Regions from separate parts of the Homo sapiens genome. Here regions 2 and 3 are each linked to region 1. Evidence: chromatin loops called from intact Hi-C (ENCODE). Cell type or tissue: PC-9. All regions are shown on one strand. Links, peaks and the distances in the headings refer to the core of each region. The heading gives the core; the rest is flanking DNA. Region 1 overlaps PBX1 (PBX homeobox 1). Region 2 has its middle 130 kb from the start of LMX1A-AS2. Region 3 has its middle 320 kb from the start of PBX1.

The links. Peaks named below come from ENCODE experiments on the same cell type or tissue, not always from the same donor. Only the 100,000 strongest peaks of a DNase experiment are listed, where the experiment ranks them.
Region 2: a loop joins it to region 1, with 8 times the contacts of the local background. A loop is called at or near these places in 30 of 110 quality-filtered maps.
Region 3: it touches region 1 in a loop (9-fold over the local background); 7 of 110 quality-filtered maps call a loop at or near these places.

What each region holds. Positions count from the first base shown.
Region 1 is chr1:164,783,612-164,792,156 of GRCh38, reverse strand. All of the region lies in intron 2 of PBX1 (PBX homeobox 1), which reads right to left. Among named protein-coding and RNA genes, the nearest start is that of PBX1-AS1, 13 kb to the right of the region's middle. In PC-9, for the core only: CTCF peaks have their summits at 4,444 and 4,644 (motif pointing right); a DNase peak (open chromatin) is centred at 4,676; H3K27ac peaks cover 1,922 bases.
Region 2 is chr1:165,068,611-165,077,155 of GRCh38, reverse strand. No RefSeq gene overlaps it. Among named protein-coding and RNA genes, the nearest start is that of LMX1A-AS2, 130 kb to the left of the region's middle. In PC-9, for the core only: CTCF peaks have their summits at 1,208 (motif pointing right) and 3,592 (motif pointing right); a DNase peak (open chromatin) is centred at 3,585.
Region 3 is chr1:164,236,812-164,245,356 of GRCh38, reverse strand. No RefSeq gene overlaps it. Among named protein-coding and RNA genes, the nearest start is that of PBX1, 320 kb to the left of the region's middle. RefSeq lists an enhancer at 8,310-8,479. In PC-9, for the core only: no CTCF peak of the experiment used is centred there; no DNase peak of the experiment used is centred there.

The DNA of each region.
Region 1 (8,545 bases), core at 2,118-7,117:
TTTTGAGATGGCTGCAAAATAATACTCAACTGTACACTTAAAAATAGTTTAAAATGGTAAATTCGGCACTTTGGGAGGCTGAGTGGGGGGTTGATCACGAGGTCAGGAGATCGAGACCATCCTGGCAAACATGGTGAAACCCCGTCTCTACTAAAATACAAAAAATTAGCCAGGCGTGGTGGTGCGTGCCTGTAGTCCCAGCTACTCGGGAGGCTGAGGCAGGGGAATCCCTTGAACCCAGGAGGCGGAGGCTGCAGTGAGCTGAGATCACGCCACTCATTGCACTCCAGCCTGGGCAACAGAGCAAGACTCCACACCCCCACCCCCCAAAAAGGTAAATTCTATCTTATATATATTTTACCACAATAAAAAATTTCAACTAGAAAAATGTAATCATAACAAAATATATTTTTTACTTTCATCCCCATACTACCTAATTTCAATTTAAGGAAAAGCATTTCCCTCTTTATTTCTCCTTTTAAATTTCCATAAGTCTGTGGTTGTGCACTCATTGCCTTTCTTTGCAATGCTTGATCAGTCTAAATTTTTCATTTCCAAAATCACCTGAAGTACACAAATCCAGTACATGTGGAACGAAATCTTCAGACCTTTCCTGTGGACTAGCAGAGAGTGAGGTCTAACATAGCAAGAAGACAAATTGGCCCTTGAGCAGGGTCGTTTAGCTCCAAACATTGAGATCTATGTGTTCCGAGTGATAAGGACTCTGTCCTGTTGGAAACAAGGGTGAGGTCCTTTTAACAAGCTGTCTCCAGGGTTTCAGGGAAGCCAGTGCTCTGGTAGGATGGCGTCTCAGATCAATGAGATGGCTGATCTTTATGAAAACACCAGGACCCTTGGTGGTGATTTGGACTGAAGGAGATCCAGTGATTTAGTAAATCAGCAGAAGAGCGAGACAGTCTTTTTTACTACCCCTTCAGACAACCTCCCATAAAATAAATCACTCATCTAAATCCAGTTCAGTTGTCAGCAGCCAAGTCTTTGTTAAGAGGGAACATAAAAAGTGTTTTCAATTTTTAAGAAATTGAAAAGAATGTGTGGGTAGGGTGGGAAAGAGGGAAGTGATTAAAGGCAGAGGAGAGGGGTCCGGTGTTGGTTGACATTTTGGGGATGGAGGTGGCAGGGTCTAAGTCCCTGGTGGATATCCACACACCAGAGCACAGTCAAGAGCTGTTTTCATGGCAGAGTGCATCTGGTGAGCCCCAGGGGGACAGTGCCAGTTCCAGGTGTCTCCCAGCCCTGGCAAAGCAGGGCTTCGGGTTGTAACAGGGAAGGTGAAGATGAGCTCAATGAGGGTATGTCTAGATGTTTGAGCGTCATCACATATAATACCAGCATAACTGCTGGCTGTGCCCACATGCTCCTGGCTGCCAACAGGCAGCAAAAGAACCAACCCTGAACGTTGTTCAGAAGGAAATCCCAATTCCTAGGCCAAAAGGAAAACTACAGTATGGCTCTCACAAAACACGAGACCATCAAATGGAATGGCGAGCCATGTGGATCAGTGGTGGCCATAAAGAGCAAAGAGGACAAAAGGTGCAGGGCAGAAGCTTGGGCTCCGTGGTGAAGTAAAAAAGGATGAGAGGAAGGAAAGGAGGGAGGGAGGAGGGAGAGCAGGTAGCTGGGAAGGAGAAAAGAAGGAAGCCTGCACCCTAGACGCAAACCACAACACTACCACGTCATGATCTTCTCTCTTCAAACCTGAATATGTAATATTCTGCTACACAAAAACAAAATTGCCATAGTGGTGACGGCAAAAGGTTAGGAGGTCATTGAGGTTTATTTTGTGGACTTTTTTTTCCAATAAAATCCTTCCTTTGTAGGCTCAGGAGACTGAATGGGAAACTGCTCCTTTGGCTGATCTTTGCACAATAAGGATTTAGTCACGTTATTGTTTCTTAAATTTATTTACTTAAATCTCCGAAGCACTCTGAAGAACAAATTGCCACTAACAAAGGTTTCCTTAAGAAAGTAGATGGCTGCTGTAACCATGCCCTGAATACCAGGCCCTAAAGGCACCGAAAAGAATCTCGGGGCATCCAAACATCTGGCAGCAGCGCCCAGCAGCCTCTCCTTCACCTCTATGTGGTTGTTTCTCTTTATATGATAAATTTTAATAGCCTTATCCACAAAGAAATTTATGGGTCATTTACAAATTAGAAAAAAAAAAGAATCGCCTCTGAGCCATTAATAAATATAGTTGTTTCACTTTAGCTCGATTATTCAAAACATTGTGCTGGGGCAAAATTCTACTCTCTCATTCGCTCACTGAATCTCATGTCCAATATACTTCCTTCAGAAGAGGCCGTAAGCCCCCACGGCTGGCAGGAACATTCCCCACGAAGCTGAGGCTGGTAACCCTTCAGCTGGGTGTTAATGCCTTCAAGTGGGTCCACCTGGCTACTCCACACCCAACTGGTCCTGCATGCGGCCCAACACTGAGAGATTTTAGGACAACCTCTGGTCTCAACAACAACAGCAAAGCAAAAAAGAATGATGTCCTATTAATGGTCAGGACTTGCCTTGCCAGGGCTAGTGTTAAGCACTGCCTACTTGAGCTGACATCAAGTATCCTACCTCCTCCAATCACATGGGTACCCCAAGCGGCCTCATTCATTCCATCAGCTTATTCCTCCAGCCAAACTCAGTGAGGTATGAAAGAAGGGAGAGGCAAGGCAGAGAGACAGTTCTGATCCTCGCTCCTCCAGGAGCTACACAGGTGATCACGCACACATCACTATGAATATTTCCCATATACCTAATATTAACCTCTGAGAATATTTCCTCTTTCCAACCCCTCTCAGTTTCATGCCTCTGCTCCATCTTTTTAAAACACCATCTTTTTAAAATAGTCAATGGGAAGCACAAACAATTTCACACAAACTCTACACACCTCCTAATTAATACATTTCTTGGCCTTCAAATCTAACTGGTTTTAAATAAAATAAGAAAGGAAATTGTCAAGGCTGGCAAAGAACACTGAAAGGATAAACTGCAAGCCCCTACCCGCCATGGAAGTTTCAGGAGGGTTGCAAAGCTTAAAGCATAAAGCATACTGCCTCTTTTCTTTCAGGTATGAAGGATACATTTAATTGGGCGCAGTGGTGGTGGGTTGGCTGGGGCAAGAAAGTGTTAGTATTTCGCTTAGCTTTCACATCATTTTGTGAATCCTGCAAATAAATACTCCCTAAAAAGAAATTTGAATTCACTATGAGTTAATAGACTTAGTTTCTAAATGTGGCCAATTAGAAATTGATAAGATAGATACAATGCACCACGGCATAAATATTGCTTGCATTTACACTTAGAGTTCAAGACACATAAATAGGTCCCCAATCAGAGTTCTGAAGAAAACAAAAGAATGAAAAGAAAAGGGCGGGGGGGGGAGGGCGGCGGGTAGAAAAACCAACAACAGTCATTTCCAAATTACACCCTTTAAATTATACTCAAATTATGAAAATAGAAAATGATTGTGCAAAAACCCAAAAAAAATTTTTTTAAGGAACAATATGAACAAGGGAAAACCTTAAAAGAAAACCATCTTGCACTATTTTGCATAGAAAATTCAGTTCTGGTGGATTTGGGCTGTGTCTGTAATGCTTGGAGGGGACAGGGATGGACCAATAAACAACCTTGCATGCTCATATTTGTAGCCAGCGCAAGGAGAATCCAAATATACCACTATTAAGAATGGGTGTTGGGATTCACTGATACACAAACTGTTCAGCTCGGCGGTTAAAAAAAAAAAAAAACACCAACATTAAATAAATAAATGAAAAGGGTGATATGTCTAAGCAGAACTGATGCTACCTATTTATTGCTGGAAGCCAGTACTCTGGTGAGTAGGAGACAAAATGATTATTTAAAAGCTCCTTTTTATCTCTGCAGCACCATGCAAGACTCAAATGAACCTTTCGCCAGGACACCAGAGATGTTAACACTCATCCTCCAAGATCCAATTTCAACCAGCGGAGCTGTTACCTAATCCAGCAACCATCACATATGATCAGGTTCCTGCTTCCCTGATGGGTGCCCTGCGCTCTCTCCCTCCCCCTCATCTCTTCCCTCCCCACCCCAGCAGCTTTTTTCTGAAATAGGTTTTAAAGGGCCAAATCCCTTGTTTGTCCTCATGCATATAGGGTTTTAATGGCCAGGCAGGCCCGGACGCGTCCACTACCCGAAAAATGTCATTGATTGCAGTGGATATGCAATCTGCAGAGGGGTTGCGCCCATGAAGATATTTAACCCATTTGGTAATCATTCTTACAGAAAGAGTTTCCTTCCCACAAATCCACCCAATTATGGAAGAGACCAGTTGAGACAGGTAGGTGATTTATACAGGAATTGTCACAAGTCCTTTAAAAAGCTTCTGATGTCACATGTACCTTGCTGCCATCGCTTGCCCTGGGGTTAATTCTTTGGTAAAAGTCCTAAGATAAAGGGACTGTCACAGCATTGTGGGAGCTGCTCTCACCACTTGTCTCCTGCTGTTCTTTCTTTCTTTTTCTTCACACAAGGAGAAAAACAAACCAAACCCAAAGGCATAGTCAAGATCATCCTTGGCGGGAGGGCCGTGTGGCGGGTTGTTTTGTCCTTGGCTGAGTGACGTGGGTCCGGAGCAGCTCCAGCCAATGCCCACTAGAGGGCACTCTTTCTTCACCAAGGACTGGTTCTCCAGGCGGGCGGACAGTCAAGTGTCCAGGTTCATGCTGGGGGAATGCCTCTGCTCAGATTCAAACTTCCACAGGTGGGGGCAGGTTGGGAGGGGAGGAGGGCAGATCTACAGGGAGGGTGGTCTTCAGATTTGGACAACAGTCCAGGGGCCCAAAGCTGAGCTGAGAGAGAGAAACAGATAAAGAACAAGACAGAAAGCAGAGGCAGGTGGTCTGGGGAAAGGCACAAGGTAGCCTCCCAACGGTGTGTGCAAAAAGGCAGGCTCTCTCTGGCTGATCTCTTTGTTTGATTTGTAGGCACAAACCTCCATGCAGAGTGTTCTATTGCCCAGGAGCTCAGTCTTTACCACATCCTACCAGAAGAGTTAGAAAAGAGAGACCAGCTCTCCCCGCCTCATTCCCAAGTCAGCTATGCAGTTTTAGGAAAAGAGCAAAATGCTTGCTTCCTGAGAGCATCAGAGTTATACCTTTTATTTGTTCATAAAGTACTTGCACGCACTGAATTACATCACCTTACAAAACATGAAGTAATGTTCCAAACTTACATAGCAGATAACCGAAGATTATAAAGGCAAAGCACATTTCCCCAAAATCAAAGCAAATGAGACACAGCCGACACTGAACTCTAGATCTTTAACTCTCAGACACTTCAGTCCTCTACAATATTGGAGTTCTGAATCCTTTTCACAACAGGCAGCTACATGGATGTGATATCTATTCTGTGCGTGTGTGTGTGTGCGCGCGCACACACACACACACACACACACACACACACACACACACAGTCTCTTCTGATGCCCAAGGCACACCGATACTCTGGCCAAGAAGAAAACAATCAGATAGTAATGGAAAGAAGGAAGTTTTTTCTATTGATTTCCTAATTTCTTTTAATTTCTCTAAATCTGGTCCTTTCCCATTACCTCTTTCCACCATCATGGTTAGAGCCACTGTATTGGGTGATAGAATGCCCTCTTCTTTCTCAGCCACAGAAATCCACTTACTACAGTCCTATTTCATTTTAAATCTCAGCTCAAAATCCTTCATGAAATCTGCCCTGACGAGAAGAGCCGAAAATGATCTCTAAGCCTCTGAGGCACCAGGGCACGTACTGCCTAGACCACAGCCATGGGGCATCTCAGGACATGCCAGGGCACACCTACCATCTTGCCAGCAAGACTGTGAACTCCTGAAAGGCGGTTCCCCACACAACCTCACAGGGCCCCTGACACTAAATGTCTGTTCCAATATTTCTTAAGAGCAATATAATAAAGAATCAAGGAGGGAAGATACGGGCTGGTGAGATCCAAGGATCTGTGCCTCAGCTTCCTGTTCTCAGCCAGGCAGCCAATTCCCTGTATGTGCTCTCTTTCCCCCTGCATTCCAGTTACAAGTTGTACCAGAGCCAGCATGCTGTTGGGTAGAAGGCTGTTCTCTCTGCCACCTCTTCCATATCCACTTCAAAAAACTGTCAAATCTGCCTTATCAAATCTGACAATTCTAAACAAGCAAAACTACACTGGCATTAAGCCAGAGCTTCCTGGACCCAGCCTGGTATGACCCCAGGAAGCCAACATTACCGGTGACAAAGGCTCTGGGTGCTGGGAAAGGCCTGGTTCCTGACTGGTACCTGGGGAAGAAGCACTCTGTGAGGGCTGACAGGGCCTGGCAGCCAAGGGGCCACATAGAGGTTGTCTCCACAAACAGGCCCTCTGAGGAACGCTCAGTGCAATCAAACAAATTACTGCTCAAGTACCTCCAAGGTGACAGGAATGAGCTGGATCCTGGGACCTTGGATGACCCAGATATGGGCTCCGACTTCAAGAAGCCCATGGTTTACGCTCCTCCAGTCCCTCGGACACAGGACACCAACTGCTTTGAGGCTTGTGGGTACATGAGATTGCCAGGGTGGGTGGATAACAACTGAAAATCTGAAGATTTGTGTGCATCCAACTGATGCACATACACTTCTTCCTCTGATTTTGTTTACTTCCTATAAGCACAATATATCCACAGCCCGGAACCTCCTCAAGTTGAAAAATAACTATGCTCTAATTTGATTCTTCTCAACCAAAGGTGGGACCCAAATCTTCTGTTAGTGTCTTGAAACTCAGGGCAGCAGGTCCTCGTGTTCTTCACTCCTTATTCTCAATCTCTCTGTTTGATGTGAAATGCCTTTTTTAATGGTGATTTTTAAAGAGTTATTCATCAAACAAATAGAAATGACTGATGATTCTGTTTTCTAAATTTTACAAGTCAGCATTACTGATAGGTGTCAGTCAGCGCTTCTGATTATACAGGGAAAGCAGTTACCACCCGAGTTGACACCTTCCAGCCCCAAGTGGAGACCCTGGATGCTGCAGTAGGCCTGGAGCGGCCTCTTCAGATGAGAAGCTGTAGTTTAAGAAATCTCCAAATGTTGAAAGCCACCCTTGTTCCCCCGGGTTGTCTCTCAGCCCTCTAGAATCTCAGAGACACCGAGGTGGGACTTAATCTAGGTCCAGGGTTTCTTAAAGTGGGGGATTTGTATTGAAGGTAAGATATTATTGTTTTTAAGCCATTCCAACTGTTTTTCTTGGTTTGCCAAGCAGGTAGGCCAAGTTCAGGGATTTGAAGGATTTAGTAAATGAACCAAGTTCAGGGATTTGAAGGATTTAGTCAAACAAAGGCAAGAATTTGCGGCCCTCAAATGTTTCAGCCCAGGAATATTTATTGAGCATTTACTATGGTGCCAGGCACCGTGCTGACTTTCCAAATAAACGTGGTCCTGCGAGGAGCTCTTAGATTCACTCGTTTTTCACATTTAGCCAACAGCCACAATGTGTAAAACTTTGTGTGAGGTTTTAGGGCAAGAGATGAAAACAAAATTATATGACACTCTTGAGACAGTTTTAGGTTTTTGTTTGTTTGTTTATGTTTTGTGGTTGTCTTTAGAGAAACACACCAAGTTTTTCTTGTCATCTTTTTCCCTGGGTTAGGTTTTGGCGGTTCTGGTCACGTGCATTTTCTACTTCTCAGGGGATGCATGGGCATGGATCCCATTCACACGTTCCCCACTTGGCACGCTGCGCCTCCCTGGGCCAGCTGGCAGGGAGAAAGCTAATGTGCTGGGCGATAGGCCCCTGCCTTTCTGGATGGGTGCCGGCTGCCTGGGCGAGGGGCTTTGGTCCTTAATAGCTCAAGTCTGGACTGCTGCTCGGGAAACCCCTTTGCCTAAACAGGAGCTACAGAAGTTGGTAGGAGGGCATGACTTACACAAGCTTTGGCCTTAGACTGACATACCCAGAGGTATGAGGAAAGGGGGAAAGCCATCGGAAAGACAGAAGGCCAGGACCAGGACCAGGGCCAGGGAAGGGTGTGTGAGACCTGGATTGCCTGTGGTAACCCATGATACAAGGAACAGTTTCCTTCTTAGTTACACATAAAAAGCATGAAAAATGTGGAGCCATTGGTCGGCAACTTGCTGTGCATTCCGTGGAGATGAAAGCTTCTCTCTACAATGGTATTTCCTAAAGGAAGCAACCATAGAGAAAACAGAAGTTTCTCAATACTCTTTAGCCTTGAGGTAAAAATGTTCTGCAGTTCCGAGTCTCAGTGAGGCACCTAGCACATTGCCTGCTTTCTGGCAAGAGCTAATACATGATAGATTTCCTTGTCCTACCACATTTTAATACCTAGAAAAGTATAAGTATGGGCACGAGCTTTCTTCTGTTAGTGCCACAGCATGGCACAAAAAAAAACGTACACTAAAACAGGCCTTGGGTGTCTAGGTTCAAAGCCAGGCCCAAGACTCCTACTACACGACTTCACCTATGCCTTAATTCTTACTAAGGATTAAATAAGGTTATTTTTACAAA
Region 2 (8,545 bases), core at 1,155-6,154, 290 kb before region 1:
AGGACAGGAGCCTCTCTCTTCCTCTGCACACCACAGCCGATACCAGCATGGCAGATGCACAGGGCTGCTGAGAGGAGGACAAAAAAGCAAACTTAGCTACAGGTGGAGATCTTGTCCTGGACTGGGCAGCGGATAGATGTTGGATAGGGCAGACTCTCTGGTAGATGCAATGTTCTCCTCCTTTGTTCCTAGAGCATCTCCCAGCTCCACCATCTGCACTGTTATCACCTTAGGGCTCCCTGGAGTTCCTTACAACTCACCTCCAGTGGTTGAGAGGGAAGTGACACACATGTCCATCTGCTCTGTGCTGTGTGCTCAAGGGACAGAAGCCTGAGCACTCAGCAGTGTGTCCCGTTGAGACACTGACCCCATATCCCTTTCTCATAGGTTGTGTCTCCATCTTCCTTTATACTTTCAGAACTATTTCTTTAGACTGAATTTGATCTAAAAGACAAAAGTTGGAAATTATAACTCTGGTTGAAGAGTGAGGCCCCCAGACCCTTCTGTCAACCCCCAAGTTCTGCATATCACAGGTTGAACGCATCTGTGGACCCACTGGGCATGTTGAGGGGAACATGTAGCTTATTGATGCCCCTCTAGGGTACCATGAAGGATGTGGCTCTGAATTCAGAGGGGCCCAGGATGAGCCTGTGAGCCTTGGAACACAGCCGCTCTCCAGTTCCTTCTCAGCAAAAAACCTGGTTGCTTTGAAGGCAGCCAGTGATTCCCCATAGGTGGGGATGCTGCAAATTTCAGAGAGCTTTGCAAAGACAAGAAAGGCTACTCCTTCCTGCCTCCACTATCCTCCTCTACAGAAGGGATGTGCAGAGACAGCAGAGGGGAGGGCATTTATCAGTATCCAGGTGCACATTATCTAGAAGATTAGAAAAACCCAGTCTCTTCACCCGAACTGCTTATGTCTGCAGTTTTCCAAGGTCCAGTGGAAATTGTTAATACGGTTGTTGAATAACAGCAGTCAGCAAGGAGTATGGTCATTGACTAGAACATAAAATTAGGCTAGAAATTTAAGAAAATGAATTGATTCCTTTTCTCTCTGATATAAAAAAAAATAATAAGAACAACTCAGAGTTTCTCAGCCTCAGCACTATCGATGCTCTGGGCAGGAGAATTCTTTGTTACTGGGGACTGGTCTGCACATTGTCGGATGTTTAGTAGCACTCCTGGCCTTCACCCACTAGGGGCCAGTAGCACCCTCCAACAAGCTGTGACAATAAAAAATGTCTCCAAACATTGTCACATGTTCCCTGGAAGGCAAAATCGTCTGAACCATTGTTCTAATTAGTTGGTTTGGAAGGTCAAAGACTATTTGCCAAGCCAATTTTAGGCCACAGGCTGAGGAAATAAAAATCCCTTCAGGGATAGAGGAGGCTGATGTTTTTTCTGAACCTGCGGGAAGAATATTAGATTCAGCAACTAACAGAGTTTTTCTGAGAACGGGCCCTCTGGCCCATCAACACACAGGCCAACATCCCTGGTGGGGAATGGGCCACATGATGCAATGATAGAAATCCAGATAACTTTGGGGGTTCTAAAGCAGAGGACCCAGGACCTCAATTCCATAATGTAGCTTGGGGAAGCTTCCAGCCTAGAAATGTTCTGGAGCTTCTCACACCTGCTTGTGGTGTAGGGAAAGAAGCTAAAATGTCTGTGCACTGGAGAAGGCCTTGGAAGAGCATTTGAATGAGGGCTGGCAGACCCAAAGGGCCCCAAGAGATGGGATGATTATGGCCAAGGCATCAGGGTGGAAGGCTAAGGCCAAAAACAGACAAGACCTATCCCCTTGGCAGTGGATGTCCGGAGCGCAGAGCCTGAAGACCTGGCACCCTCTCCCTGCCAAAGCCTGGAGAAGTAGGCCCCACCCTAACTTTATGTCACCCACAGGAAGTAGAAGAGTGAAGGGGACAGCCCTAGACTGACAGAGGTCACTTGCTGTAGTGGAGTCTCCCTTGCATTGTTGGTATTAGTATTTTTTCCTAAGACACCAAATAGGACTAAATTGAAAAGTTAGTTTTTGTTCCATTTTAGAAAGTAGTTACATTTTTGCACACCGGAGTTTGTGAAATTTATGCCTGGTATAAGTCATTTAAGCCAGCATTTCTGATCTTGTTTAATAAAGAACACTTCTTTTTTAGAGAAATATCTATGACTGGCCCCAGTAAAGTGAGCGTCCCTTCAAATACAGTTTGGAGAATGTTGGCTTAGAGTGTAGAACATTTGCGCTATTCCCAAAAAATAAACAAACAAATAAACAACAAAATCTATTCTCGGATCATCGTGCTGTTATTAATAATCTCTGTTGAGTATATTTTGTTTTTATTAGGCATGAAACATTTGCAACTAAGAATTAGAGAGTTGCGCTCTCAAAAGCCTGAAGGAAAAATTATCAGAATCCTAGCAGTGTGAGGCCAACTATGCCCCGCTTTGAACTTAAGATAAATAACACACCCAGGAGAGCCACTGGTGCAGAGCTACAACCCTGGAGTCTCATGGTAATGAGATCTGGCTTCAGAACCTGGCATTCCACCTCCCGTGCTGCTGTGGTCAGGTTGAAGTGCTGTGCTCACCTCACCTACTCCACCATTCACCAGTTTGAAGCCTCTTTTTTGCTCTCCCCTCCCAGCTCCCCCAGGAACACCCTGTCTGCAGTGTCAAGAATTCCCCAAATTAGGAGGAAAAGGTCAAGACCCCATAGTTCCAAGTCCTGGAGTCAGCCCCAGGGGAATACCCCCATAGGGTAGAAGGGCCCTCTGTGTTGTCAGAGGAAGGCCCGGGCAGCAATGCTTCACAGGGTGGTTCTTTCGCCAGAGGCTCTTTGGTCATTTGCATGGGAGTTTTTGATCACTCCATCGATGAGAAGTCCTATCACTATCTGTGGGGCAGGACTAGGGTTGGTAAATATTCTACAATACAGAGGACAGTCCAGCAAGTCCAGCGTGACAGAGAATTGCTGCAGCATCCCCAGCAGTTTTGGAAAGCTTCACTAGAACAGGAGAAAAGCCTCTATATAATTGCCTGGGGGGCATTTTGCAAAATTTGAATATACCTTAAGTTTCCTAGGGAAGACTGTCTTTGTCTAGTTTGGAATTTTACCATTTTTTTTTAACTTATTTTAAAAAATTACCTAACCTATAGCAATGCTGCTGGTGGCCCTTGAGGCCAATATAGTACATTTCCACCTACTGGATTTCTGGGTTTTTGATGAGTCTAGGACTAGATGCAAGTTTCCAAGTAATTATGTCTTCTAGAACACCCAGATGTGAACATTTATATCTTCGAATATAGATTTTCTTTTATTTTATGTATATATTTATTCATTATTTTTATTTGATTTATTTTATTTAAAAATTACTTTGAACTTTTGTATTACAATTAGAATTTTTATAGATTATTTGAAAATTATATGCATTGAGAAGCTATTTTCAATTCAAATAGTAAAGGGAGCACAAAATATGTGTAAGGGGAGACAGGTTTGTTAAGTGCAGAAATTAACGTCTTAGTGTCCCGGGGCAATGAGGGTAATTCTAGAGAACCTCCACTGGAGGTCACTAGAATCTCACCCAAATATGTCAGGGACAGCTACAGGAGAGTTCAGTTTCTCCCACATTAAATCAATAGCGATGCAAATTGCTATTAATGACATTCATCTCCCCTCCCTCCCCACAAGGGATTGTTTTCTCCCAAGTGTCTCCTTCTCTTTTACATCTTCCCTTTCACTTGTATGTCAGCACCAGCCTCCTTTATTCATACCCAGTGCTCAGGCCTGTGTTCCCCTCTTCCCTGAGGTTTAATTTCAAGCATACAGAGATGTCGAGCTGCATGGGAGCATGACTGCCTTATCTTCCTGGTCTGGTAAAAGTCAAATAAATCGGCATTTTGAAGAATTTAAAATTAGACCATGCATTACACGCTGTGTTGAAGTTTACCATACCAGCATTGCTGCCCCAGGGGCAAATAGACTGAACTCTCTTCAGCAGAGCTGTGTAAATGATACAACTCTTTTAATGTTAAAGTAGAGAAATGACCAAGGAAGGGGAAAGGCCTCAATATTTATAATAAATCTATTTGGCTAGCAGAGGAAAAACGTTTTTTGATATAGCACATCTTCATGGCCTTAGCACCTTGTAGATTCCTTGGCTGCAAGATACCTCACAATGAGCTATCTTCAACATGAACTGAAATCTCTGTTTTTGTGTGTGTATCTCTCACAACATTGACTTGCCTAGGTTTTTTTCTCCTCTTTAGAGATGTAAAATATTTGCGTGGCACAATTTCTGAGGATTGCCAGAGAAAATGAAGCCAGCATTAAAGCCATAAAGGTGGAGCTTTAAAAGATGAGATGACAGTCACTTTGCCCTTTCCCGCCTTAAAGATGAGAAAACCAACATCTTGCAAAGTAAAGTAGGAAGATGAAGATAAGCATCAGGACATGGTTGCCTCAGGTGAGGGGAAACAGAGGGACAGGATAGAGATAGAACATCTAGGGACGGGTCAGTTAGTGACTATGTTCTATTTTTTGTGTTGGGGGAGTGGCAGGGCAGGCACAGATATTTATAACATAAACATATAAACAAGCCAAAAATGGGCCATGCCCAGACCAGTGATGAGAGGGTATCATGATCCAAAGACCATGATAAATCCAAGTCTGTGTACCTGAGTTCCAAAAAGAAAAAAAAAAAAAAATTAAGGTGGGAAGGAATAGAATGGTTCCTAGGATCATACTTCCAGCTCTCTCAGACTTAGATCAACAGCTGGATCTAACCTAGTGCTAACCTACATTAGCCCTGCCGTTAGTCACTCTACCTTCAGCTCTCAGTTGCCTTGCAATGCACACTATGCTAGAAGCTAGTTAAAAAAAAAACAAAAAACAAAAAACTAATCAAAGTAATCAAAGTAAGCAAAGGGATTACAGGGGTCCAAATGGGTGGAATAACTCACATATAAACAGAGCCAGCATCCTTTACTTGACCAAACAAATTCTATACAGTCTAAACCAGTTGCCCCTGCTTGTCTCTGAGGGCTGCAATGATTATACTCCAAGAGGTTACCCACCTCTGAGAAAGAAAGTCTTCAAAGGGTCTATACCCCATGAAGAAAATCCAAGAAGCTAGAAAATAAATTAATAGCCCTTCCAGAAATAGCACCCATTAGGGAATTTCCTAGTTTTCTTTTTCTTTCTTTCAGATCAGGATTGAGCAAACTACAGTCCATAGGCCAAATCCAGTTTGCCACTTGTTTTCATAAAATTTTATTGCAGTGGTTTTAACTGGGATGACTTTGCTCCCCTATGGCAATGTCTAGGGATATTTTTGGTTGTCATTAGTGGAGGTGGGAGCACTGTTGGCATCTAATGGGTCAAGGTCAGGAATGCTGCTAATCATACAGCAATGCACATAACAGCTCAGCAGCAAAGAATTATTGGGGAAAAATGTCAACAGTATGGAAATTGAGAATCCCTTGTTTTGTTAGATCCCTACCACATTCATGTTTCTGTACTGTCTCTGGTTTCCACAACGTGCTACAATGGCAGTGTTGAGTAGCTGAAACAGAAATCATACAGCCCCCAAACCCCAAATATTTACCATCTGCACCTTTATAGAAAACGTTTGCCAAACTAAATCTAGAAAATGAGTTAAGAGCAATGAACAAGCAAGAAAATCTGTATTATTTTGAAAAATGGCAATGTTTTGTCTGCAATATATACAATATCCCTTAGAAATTCAGTTTTGACCTTTCATGGCTACATTTTAATTCTATATCCTTCTGACGACCGCTCCATTATCTCTATTTATTATGGCTCTGCTTGCATTCCAGGCACTGAGGTGAGTCCTCTGCCATTCAAATAGAGGCCCATTTCCTGCTCTTTGGGGGATGGATAGCCCAGTGGGAAAAACAGACATTAATTAAATCATCACCCTAATGAATGTATAATGAAAAACTATAATAAGAGCTTGTAGGCTAGAGACAGGTTCTATCACAGTTGACTGGGGCTTGGGAGAGGCTCCCTGAGGAAGTAAGTTTTGAACAGAGGCCTAAACAGTGTACAGAAGTTAATGAGACTAACACAGCGTGTGTGTGGTGGTGATTTTGGGGCAGAGGGGTAGTGGTGGTGAGTTAGACCAAGGTGAGGGAGAGATTGGAACATTGGCGGAAATGACAAAAGACCAGCATCGTTGAGGTTTAAAGAGCCTGGAGGAGTGTGGTTGAAGATGCAGCTGGAATGGGAAGTCATGAGGACCAAGGAACAGCATGTGGGACAGATAGTGTGTTTGGTCTTTATCCCAAGAGCATCAAGAGCAAAGAGAAGCCATTGAAGGGCATGGGAAGGGGAATGTGATCTGATTTGCATATCAATATCACAAATGGTCAGATTCGAAAACTGAAGAAAAGTTAAACTAATTTAAAAACCTGGTTGTTTTGAAAAAAACTAGCTGATTGATTAACTTTGAAATATCTAACTAAAGCATTGTGTTCTCTTTTTTTTCACCCAACACAGTCAGCGATGAGAGTGAATTTGAACATGATCATTTTCCTTTTTACGAAGCAGGTTTGTGTGTGGAGACTCAGCTGGAATTTATCCTACAGTGATTTCTAAGGTCATGCTTCTTTTGAAGATCAGTTGAATATTTATGTGTGTGTGTGTGTGTGTGTTTGATGTTAAAATTTCCAATTCTCACTGTGCCTTCTAAGTTTTCTAGGACTTTAAAAATATACTCACCAGAGAGTCGGGAGAATCAATGGCTCATTTTATAATTCTCTATGATGTAGACTATCTAGTTTTCCTGTGCAAAATGTGTTTTTTAACCAAGTTTTAATTTCCTTTTTGTTTCATCTATATAGCCAATTGTATCTAGCCTGTTAAATGTTATTACTGTCCATAATCTGTACATTATTTACTAGTAGTACCTTTGGAAATTTAGGCTACAAATCCTCTATGTGACTAAAATCAACTAAACATTCTATTGTATGGGTTGAGGGGTGGACAAAGAGATGCAGAAAAATAATAGGATGTGATTCTGGTTATTGTTCCTTTGAATTATTGACCATTGTCCTTTATCAAACAACAGCTTCTATTCCAGAATAGAGGTTGGCAAACTATCAAGTCCAGCTGGCTGCCTGGGTTGTACACAAAGTTTTATGGGGACACAGTCACACTCCTTTGTTTACATATTGTCTATGGCTGCCTTCATGCTACTATGACAAAGTTGCAAGAGAAATTATATAGCTACGATCCTAAAATATTTACCATCTGAACCTTTATAGAAAAAGTTTGCCAATCTCTGTTCTAGAAAAAGCAGATGAAGCTATTTATATATTCTTTTCGTGTGAGAATATTTAGTGGTAACTACATACATAGCCTTTGCCCTCATTGCCATCATGAAAACCCAGCTTTTCCCCCAGAGCTTAGGTAAGACCCTGCTAAAGGCTGATAATGGTTTTCAGCACTTACAACGTAAGCAACACTTCACTAAGCATTTCATATATGTTATCTCACATAATCCTCACTGCAGCCCTGTGAATTAGATATTATTATCCTCATTTTGCAAATGAGTAAATTTGCATTAAAGAAGTTAAATAACTTGTCTAAGTTCACAGAACTTGTAAGTGGCAGAAATGGGAATTTGATTCAATTTCTATTTCTTTCCTGGGCTGCTAACCACTCTACTCTGTGGCAGTGGGTACTCTGCACATATTCTATCAGAACCAACTGAAAAAGGAAAAATGGCTGTTGGCTCCAAAAGTAGGATCTAGCTTCCTGTAATGGGTCTAAGGTTGTCAGCACTCTGGACAAAAGTACCGCCAAGTGCACAGATCTGGTTTCCTTCCAGAAAACCAAGTAGACTCTATACTTAAAATGGGTGTTCTGAGGTCTAAGCAAGAACTGTTGATGGGTTTTATGTTATCAGACATGATTCTTGGGATTTATTTTCAGAGAGATTTAATTTCATCTTGAAGTGTACATGAAAAAGAACCCTACAAAGAAACATCTCTTGACCACCATGGGGTTCCAATATATGCCACATTCAAGTCTCTCCTTTGCCTAAGACCAGAACATTTGATGGAACTATAGAATTATTTTAAAAAAAACAAAACACTTCTTCCCAGCCCCATCTGTCATCATTCGAGTATTTGCATTTCACAAGCAAAATGAACCGCCCTATGAGAACACTGCTGCTGACATCACAGAGCCACTGCCACAGCTGCCCCAGCCCTGAGATGCTGGGGAGTTCTTCTGTGACATTTTATGGCATTGCCTGCAGCAACACGAAACCCTTGATCTGTTAGTCACTGACTAACAAGTCAAGTGACTTGACTGCAATCGAACTCACCGGATGGGCCTTTCAGAACCTGAGTCCAGTTGCTCCCAGGTGCACCAACTAACTGATTTGTGCAAACAAATTCACATCAACCCTCAGTTATTTGAATTCAACAGATTATTTTCAAAAAAGCCAGATATTTGATGGAATTCAGATTTCTTCTTTTTCCTTGAAGCAATTTGTTTGAAAAAGTAATATTTTTTTAAGAC
Region 3 (8,545 bases), core at 1,476-6,475, 550 kb after region 1:
CAGAGATTAGTGTCACAATCTGTGATGTGGATAAGGGGAAGAGGGAATAGGCAGGTGACTACACTCTGACCCTTCCTAATGCTTGACTGGCAGAGCTGGCATTCCCAACTGTCCTTACTTAATGTCCCTTAAACATTACAGCAGCCTGACCCTCCTGAAGCTACAGAGAACTGCGGCCTGCAATTTAACAGGGATGAAAACTGGGCCTAATGACATCCTACATGGTCACGCTCTTTCTGGACGGTTACACAAGCATGAAGAAGTGAGGAGAGAACTCTTATTTTGGTTTGTTCTGTAGCAGACCAAGAAGTGATCACAGAGTTATTCCACAGTAAAATAGTCTGGCTGCCAACACCTCTGTATCTGGTATACACACACCTGCATGCATCAGTATTCTTTCTGTAAACTATCAAAACAATTGACAACATCCCACAGAATGCTATAAAAGTTCTCCAAATTCCACAGTGATGGAACTAAAAGCAGAGTTATTTTGTATAGATCCCTTGTAGCTAATAATACTCTCCTGTTTGTTTCATCCAAATAATGGGTTTCTGATTATCTTGACATAGTTCCTAAAACATCAAAATAGCTTGAATTTTCCCAGTGAAGAATTACCTTAAAATTAAACTTTAAAACGATTTTATGTTATATTTGTCATGATTATTTTATGTTACATGTATAAAATTTTCGGTAGTATTTAGATTTATTCAAAAGAAGTGGTTAATATAAAGAATATACTTTAAGATCTAGACTTTTTACTTCCAATCTGAAATGTCATGGGTCAGTTCAAAGCTGACAGGATAAGCATGATTGGAAAGTTGATCAAGTCACCCTGTGGGAATTCAACTGGACAGTTCACAGTAGACAATCAAAAGTCTATGGCTTGGAGCAGACTTTAGAGTTTATTGAGTTACCTGCCTTCATGAAGAACTGCCCCTGAGCATTTAAAGAGTGTTGAATGGTAGGTGTCCTAGTCATCTTGGGCTACCACAGTAAAATGCCATAGACTGGGTGGCTGAAACAAGAGAAATTTATCTTCTCACAGTTCTGGAGGCTGGAAGTCCAAAGTCAAGGCACTGCCATTGTTGAGCTCTGATGAGGTCTCTCTTCCTGGCTTGAAGATGGCTGCCTTCTCTCTGGTCCTCACATGACTATTCCTTGGTGAAGATAGGGGGTAGGAGGGGGGGGGCGAGAGAGAGAGAGAGAGAACACTTTCTTCCTCTTCTTGAAAGACCACTAATTTCATCATGAGGGTCCCACCCTCATGGCCTAACCTAACCCTAATTACCTCCCAAAGCCCCGTCTCCAAATAGCATCACATTGGGGATTAAGATTTCAACATATGATTTTGGGGGAAACACAAAAATTCAGTTCATAACGGTAGAGGTTGTTCTACTTGCCAAACACTGTGCTAGTGTCTTACATGCATTATTTCATTTAATTATCACAACCATGTGAAGTAGGGATTAGTGTATCACTTTGTAGATGAAGAAAATGGGTTTTCAAAAGGGTAGAGAACTTGAAATAAGCAGAAGAGCTGGGTTTCAGCTTCAGTTCCACCTGAAAGTGTAATCTTATTTCTAAAGTCCACCACACAAAAAAATGTTATTATCTTTTACAATAGGTAAATATTTATTATATTTTAAAAATTTGAACAAATTTAGAGGTACGAGTGCAGATACATGGATATATTGTGTAGTGGTAAAGTCTGGGCTTTTAGTGTAACCATCACCCAAAAAGTATACACTGTTTACCTTAAGTAATTTCTCATCCCTCACCCTCCTCCCATTCTCCTACCCTTCAGAGTCTTCCGTGTCTATTATTCCTCACTTTATGTCTATGTGTACACGTTATGTAGCTCCCACCTATAAGTGAGAATATATGCTATTTGTATTTCTGAGTTATTTCATTTAAGACGATGGCCTCCAGTTCCATTTATTATGCTTCTGTGAAAAACATGATTTCATTCTTTTATTATGGCTGATTTGGATGCACAGATTTTTCTCTAGATCTTTGCATTGAAATAACATATATTCCTTTTTCTTTTAATTATAATAAGTCAAATCTTTAACTTGAGCTTGAATCTTTAAAAAACACAAAAGCATGCTCAGGAAATAAATTTATTACACAAAGTCCTTTGAAGCTTTGAGATGTGACATTTTCCTAATGACGTGCAAAGAAATAGGTTCATTGTATTGGAGTTGGTGAGGTGTTATGTAGTTTTGAAATGTGTTCTAAAATTTCGAGTATAAGATAAAATTCAGCCTTCTGAGCTCTGAAGTTTTGTGGTTCTACTTAGAACTAAAATGAGAGATCGAATATCAGCAATATTTAAAAATCCAGCAAATAATTACTACACACATGCCACAAGCCAAAGAACATGCAGGTCCCTATATTCCAGTAGACAGGAAGAATGATAGTATCCCTGCCTTAATGGATCTCCTGCATTTTGAAATTATGATAAATGCTTTTTAAAAATCTCTAAAATGAAATCCAGCAAAAATGATTTGGGAGTATTGTTTTTTTTTCCTGATAAATGACGTTCTAATGACATTTAATAAGTTAGAATTACTGTAGTACGGGTTCATCTGCTTTTATGTTAATTGTCTTGGGCAACATGAACAAGGGTGAAAAATCAATGATTTGTCAACTGGTCATTTATATTTATGTGAACAATCTCTAATAAGTACAAGTCATTCAGTTATTTTCTTCCTTTACTGTTTTGCAAATGATTCAAATGATACCTAGTAGAATTAGTATAAATATCGAGTTGTGAGTAATGTGATTTGGGTTAAAATTCTTGAATTATTTGTAATTAATTGACAGAATTTTAACCATAATTCTAATCATATTCAGTTTCAGCATGTAGAGACTTGCATTGTCTCCTTTACGTAATTCCGTTTAACAGAAAATAAACTATCAGAGCTTCTTTGCTTTAACAATTATGCTGGATAAATTAGTCTGTTCTCACACTGCTATAAATAAGTACCTGGGACTGGGTAATTTATAAAGAAAAGAGGTTTAATTGATATGCAGATCCACAGGTTGTACAAGAGGCATGACTGGGGAGGCCTCAGAAAACTTACAGTCATGGTGGAAGGTGAAGGGGAAGCAAGCATGTCTTCACATGGCTGGCAGGAGAGAGAGAGGGAGAAAGAGAGAGAGAGAGAGAGAAGGGGAAGGTTCCACACACCCTCAAACAACCAGATCTCTTGAGAACTCTATCACAAGAGCAGCAAGGGGGACATATGCCCACATTATTCAATCACTTCCCACCAGGTCCTTCCTCCAACACTAGGAATCACAATTCAACAAGAGATTTGTGTAGGGACACAGAGCCAAACCATATCACTGGGCTGAATAAAGAAATTTGGATTTTCTAGAATATTTAGCTTTAATATTTGAGAAAGAATAAATGCAGTTGATAACATAAAGAACAATTTCTGTATGCCTTATTGAAAGGAATGCCAAAGCCACTAAACACCCCTGAAATAAACTAACAAACCTTTGAAATAAATACCAACTAAGATTTATATTTAGATGGATATGAGGTTAGTTCTTACTACTAGGCAACCAGTTGACCTAAGTTTAATTTAAATCAGCATTGTAGTGTCTTCTAATGGACAGTAAGGATAAGTTCTTTTATACATGGAATACAGTGGTGTTTCCCTCCTCCCACCCCCACTTTAAAAATGCATCTTTATATCTATGATTATGTCTATAGAGCCAAATGAAGTGGGAAAATATGACAGTTATTGGAATAAATGTGGCCAAAATGGAACTGTCATTAAAATTATCTAGGTAATGGGAGATACATTTGGTATTTCTAATGTCTTCATTTCTTTGCTTTCTGCTTTCTGTTCTAGTCCCTTAAAAGATAGTGGGCTCATTGAATGTAACAGCTGGCATTCTAGATAGTGGCAATGTGAAATGGCCAATATATTGAGTATTGGTTATCCTCTTGTGTAAATCCTGAAAGATAACTTCAGTTCCTACAATGGGGGATCTAGCTCCACAGAGATGGACTCTTCCATATTTATATAGGCTATTTCCACTTACATCTCTCTTTCTCCTTCAGTAATGCCAAACTGAGACTTTTAATTTTCTGCTTATACATTGTGTGATATCCTCCAAACACACGGCTATAGGGTTAATTTTTTGTTGTTGTTTGAGTCCTCTACATTTAATCAAGTTTATCAACATATACATATCTGTCTAGCTAAGGATCAAAGGAAATGACAGATACTAAATATATTCACCCTGTCACTAGTAGGACATATGAGGAGTAAGAAAATAAACCCACTAGTAAGCATATTAAGTCAAATCAAAACATCAATTTGTCATTTTTCTTTATTAAGCTTGAAAATAGTTTTTTAAAATATTATTCAGTCCTGGTAAGTTATAAGACACACAATCTAGTGCATTGTTATTTGCAAAAAAAAATTGGTAAAAAATATTTTGAAATAAATTTGTATACACTAATGTTCACAAACTTTGGGACAGTAATCTCACTTGTAGGAATATTTGTAATTACTTAATTCTTACATAGAAAACAATATATAAAAGAGGATGTCAAACAGACCATGGTTTCATAGTTATTGACAAAAACTAAATAACACAGAAGTCTACCAATAAGAAATTACAATACAACTGTGTGGCATGCTTTGCTATTTTTCAAATATTTAAATTAATAGAAATAGAAATCATACAATATTATGGGTCTAATGCTCATAAATGATGTAAAATTTAGAAAGTAATTTGAAAGCTTGGATATCAGTATGTTTACAAATGTACCTTCTTGGAAGTGTATGTCAGTATATAGTATTAGTGTATTATTTAAGGTATTAATGAAAATAATAGACAAACTCTGACATTTCAGTGGTTTTATAATAAAAGGTCATTTCTCACTCATACAAGTTCACAGTAGTTCAATGCTGGTGCTTGGAGGAGAACCTTCTAGGTGATTCAGGGATTCAAGCTCCTTCTATTCCATAACTCCACCATCTCCTCCAGGACCATGGGGTTCATTAGTTTCACCTCAATGAAATGAAAGGCAAGACCGAAAGCGACACCTACTGCTCACCTCAGGCCTGAAGTGACACAACCCCCTCCTAATCAAATTCTATGGGCAAGAACTAGCTACACGATCCCACCTGGACAAGTGCATTGGAGAATGTGGCTTTGCTCGCTGGAAGGCTGCTTTGCAACAATAATGCTACATTAAGGAAGGCAAACACAGATTTTTATGGGGGAAAATACTTTGTCTCTGCCACAATTATTACAGTGGTCAAATACCCAGGCTCTGAAATCAGACTAAGGATGAAATGGGAAATTTAATAGTATCTACTTCATAAGTAGATTGTGAGAATTATATGAAATAATCACAGTGAAGCACTTACATTGTGCTCTACATGGTGGCAGTGAAGATCATGATAATCTTGTTTTCTCTGTCTATAATATTTCAGAAAAATATTAAGGAATAATATAAAATATTAATAGTGATGAAATTCAATGATTTTCCTTCTTTTTCTGGTTTCCAAATTTTCTGTATTATGATTAGGTAACTTTTATTATAAATATTAATTCTCATATGTATCATATGTATCTGAATATAGGCTATTCAAAGTTTTGAAGTCAATTGTATTTAGTCAATACTTTTGTGGCGCTTAATATGTGATGGCCAGATGGCCATTCTTTTAAGCATTTAACAAATCTGTTGGAAACAAGGACTTTGGAAAAGATAGCAGATTACGGTCTTGAAATTCTATGTAAGTAAAGTTGGCTGCAGGATAATCATTAATTATATATATATGTGTGTGTGTGTGTGTGTGTGTGTGTGTATATATATATATAGGCTTTTTTTTAATATGTATGATTTTCCATATGCAAAAAGCTGAAAGCAGACCATGGTTAGGTTAATGGCCTAAACTTGTTCTGCCAGGACAATCCAGGAATGTAAATGTTTGGTTCAACTCAAAAGAATGGAACTCTTGGCAACAGAGTTGTTACTTACCTTTTGCAGAGGAGAGAACTGAGGTTCACAGAGGAAGTGATCTGCCCTCAGTCACACCCCTGCATCACTTTTGGTGCCAGTGGTGTTAATGTTTGGGAAGTAATACAGCACGGAGTTCGGAGGAGCATTTTTATGGCTAAAGGGCAGCATCCTAAGCACTTTAGAAAACTAAGTGATGAGAAACCAGGTTAGATAACAGGCCTTGGGTGAGGAATAGAAAGGTTGATGGAAGGGACTCAAGATACATCACTCGTTTTTTAATTTTGCTTAAGGCTGACAATATTTCTAAAGCCTTCTTAAATAACAGGAGGAAATTTGAATGCAAGAGTTCAAGTAATAATGCTGACCTGAAAAATACAATTGAGATTAAATTTTCATTCATTTGATAAACATGTCAGGAACATTTGATATTCAGACAATAAGGAAACAAAATGAGTAAGACAGACTCTTCCATAGAGGAGCTCAGAGTATAGCTAGGGAGGAAGGAAGTGTAATTACAGTATGTAGTATTACAAGCTGAAGTAGAGGAATATCTAAATTGAAATTTAAAATATGAAAGAGTTTTTCTTATGGAAAAAATAAACTTTTAAAGTACATAGAGAAGTAATAAGGAAGGTTCTCCAACAATAAAAGCAATTTTTCTTATCTAGATTTTATACCAAATAGTTTACCAATATTGAGCTGAATTACCAACTATGTATCCAGAACATTTCACATATGCACACCTTGAGGACAAGAATTGCTACAGTGGGGACATTCAAGATCTTCAAAATCAAGATTGATGTGCTTTAGGAAATGTTGATTCTATGAAGATGCAACTAATATTTATTGAATACACCAATGTGCCAAGTAAGTCCCCATATTCCTATCACTGAATACCAAGATAGGGTTTACTAGAGAACACTCTGGTAAGAAACAATAAAACTCTTTTCTCAAAAAGTGGATTTATTTATGAGCCATTTTAGGTTTACTAGAAACAATCAGTTCTAGTGTTGTCTAGTGTTTTTAGTTCTAAAATATAGATGCACCACTATTGAGCATAACCAACTCTTGCGGAACATTTGCCTCTGCTGTACCTCTGTATTTCTTGCCTAGTTCCTCTCAAATGTCAAATTAACCTTCTGAAACTCCTTATTACATAGTATCTCCAATGAATAAAAAGACTCTTTTTGAGCATGAGTGTGTGTGAGAGAGTGTGTATGTGTGTGTATATATGTGTGTGGGGTGTTTTCCTGGCTAACACATGTCAGGATCTGCCTAAGCCCCTCACTTTGTGCTCAAATGTCACCCTGCCAGAATTCATTACATCCTGTTTATTAATTAATTAAAATATATTTATACAGAACAGGCTTTATGAGATGGAGTAAAAAATAACGTTATGAGAGGCATCCTCCAGACAGGGTGGCTTGTCTCCGATGGCAACCAGGAATGCAACTCCAGCGTTCCCTGTCAATGCCACTGTGAGAGTTGAGGTGATATGAAAATGTAGTAATTAAAGGTAGATGATCAAAGAAATTACTTCAGTTCTGGAACTGGATATGGGTCAAATGTATCTTTTCTAAATCATGGTCTGATCATAAATATCACTTTGGCTTTTTGATAAGAAAAAACACATCAGCGCTCTATACACACACTCACTCACAGACATATACACGTAACTCCAAAGGTGTCATGGGGACATAAAGTGAGGTGCTAAGGCAGCTGTGAAGATTCAGCTAATGCTTACTGACCTTCTGCTGACACCAGCCACTGGACAAGGTGTTTCCATGATCTTTTCTTCAAGTCAGCTTACTATATGACACGAGGACATTTATCTCGCTCCCTTTTATCTCAGGTTTCTTCCTTGTCTTCCAAACGTGGTTAAACAGACCTGCCCAACCTCCCGGAGCTACTGTGAGGGTACCACAGAGTATGAGAACCTGTTTGGAAAAATAAATTGACGTAGCATTAGAAATAAACTGTCATTACTGGATGGGTTTTCTAAGCATCCTTTTAGGAACATATTTTGGTGAAGCAGTACCTAGGCTGTGGCTATGGGGCTCAGTCTTGTATTTAAATAAACCTATATTGACAGATTAAGGTCTTGGGTACAAAAGTTGGAAAGGATGTCAATAATTATTGGATATAATCATGTTGTCTTGAAGATATTGTAAGCTGAGGGTAAGAAAGGCTTATTTTACAAGAAATACATATATGTATACATATATAACATACATATATATATATAAATATTCCATGAGGAACCCTTAGAAAGCTGTGATATACAATTATAAAAAAGAGACCACCCTCACTCCCAACAAAACAAAAAAACAAGAACAACAATAAAAACAAAACAGGCAGTGATGAGAAATAAAAAATAGAAAGTGCCTGAGATGAGGACTTCTTACTTTTGTCTTCCCGCAAATGCAGACATGAAACTAAAATTTATGGTACATAAAATAGTGTCAGGAACATATATTTGTTGAATGAAACATCTGAAAAACATCGAGAGGGAAGTTAGTTGTGACCAATACTCAAGTAGAAGATATTTAT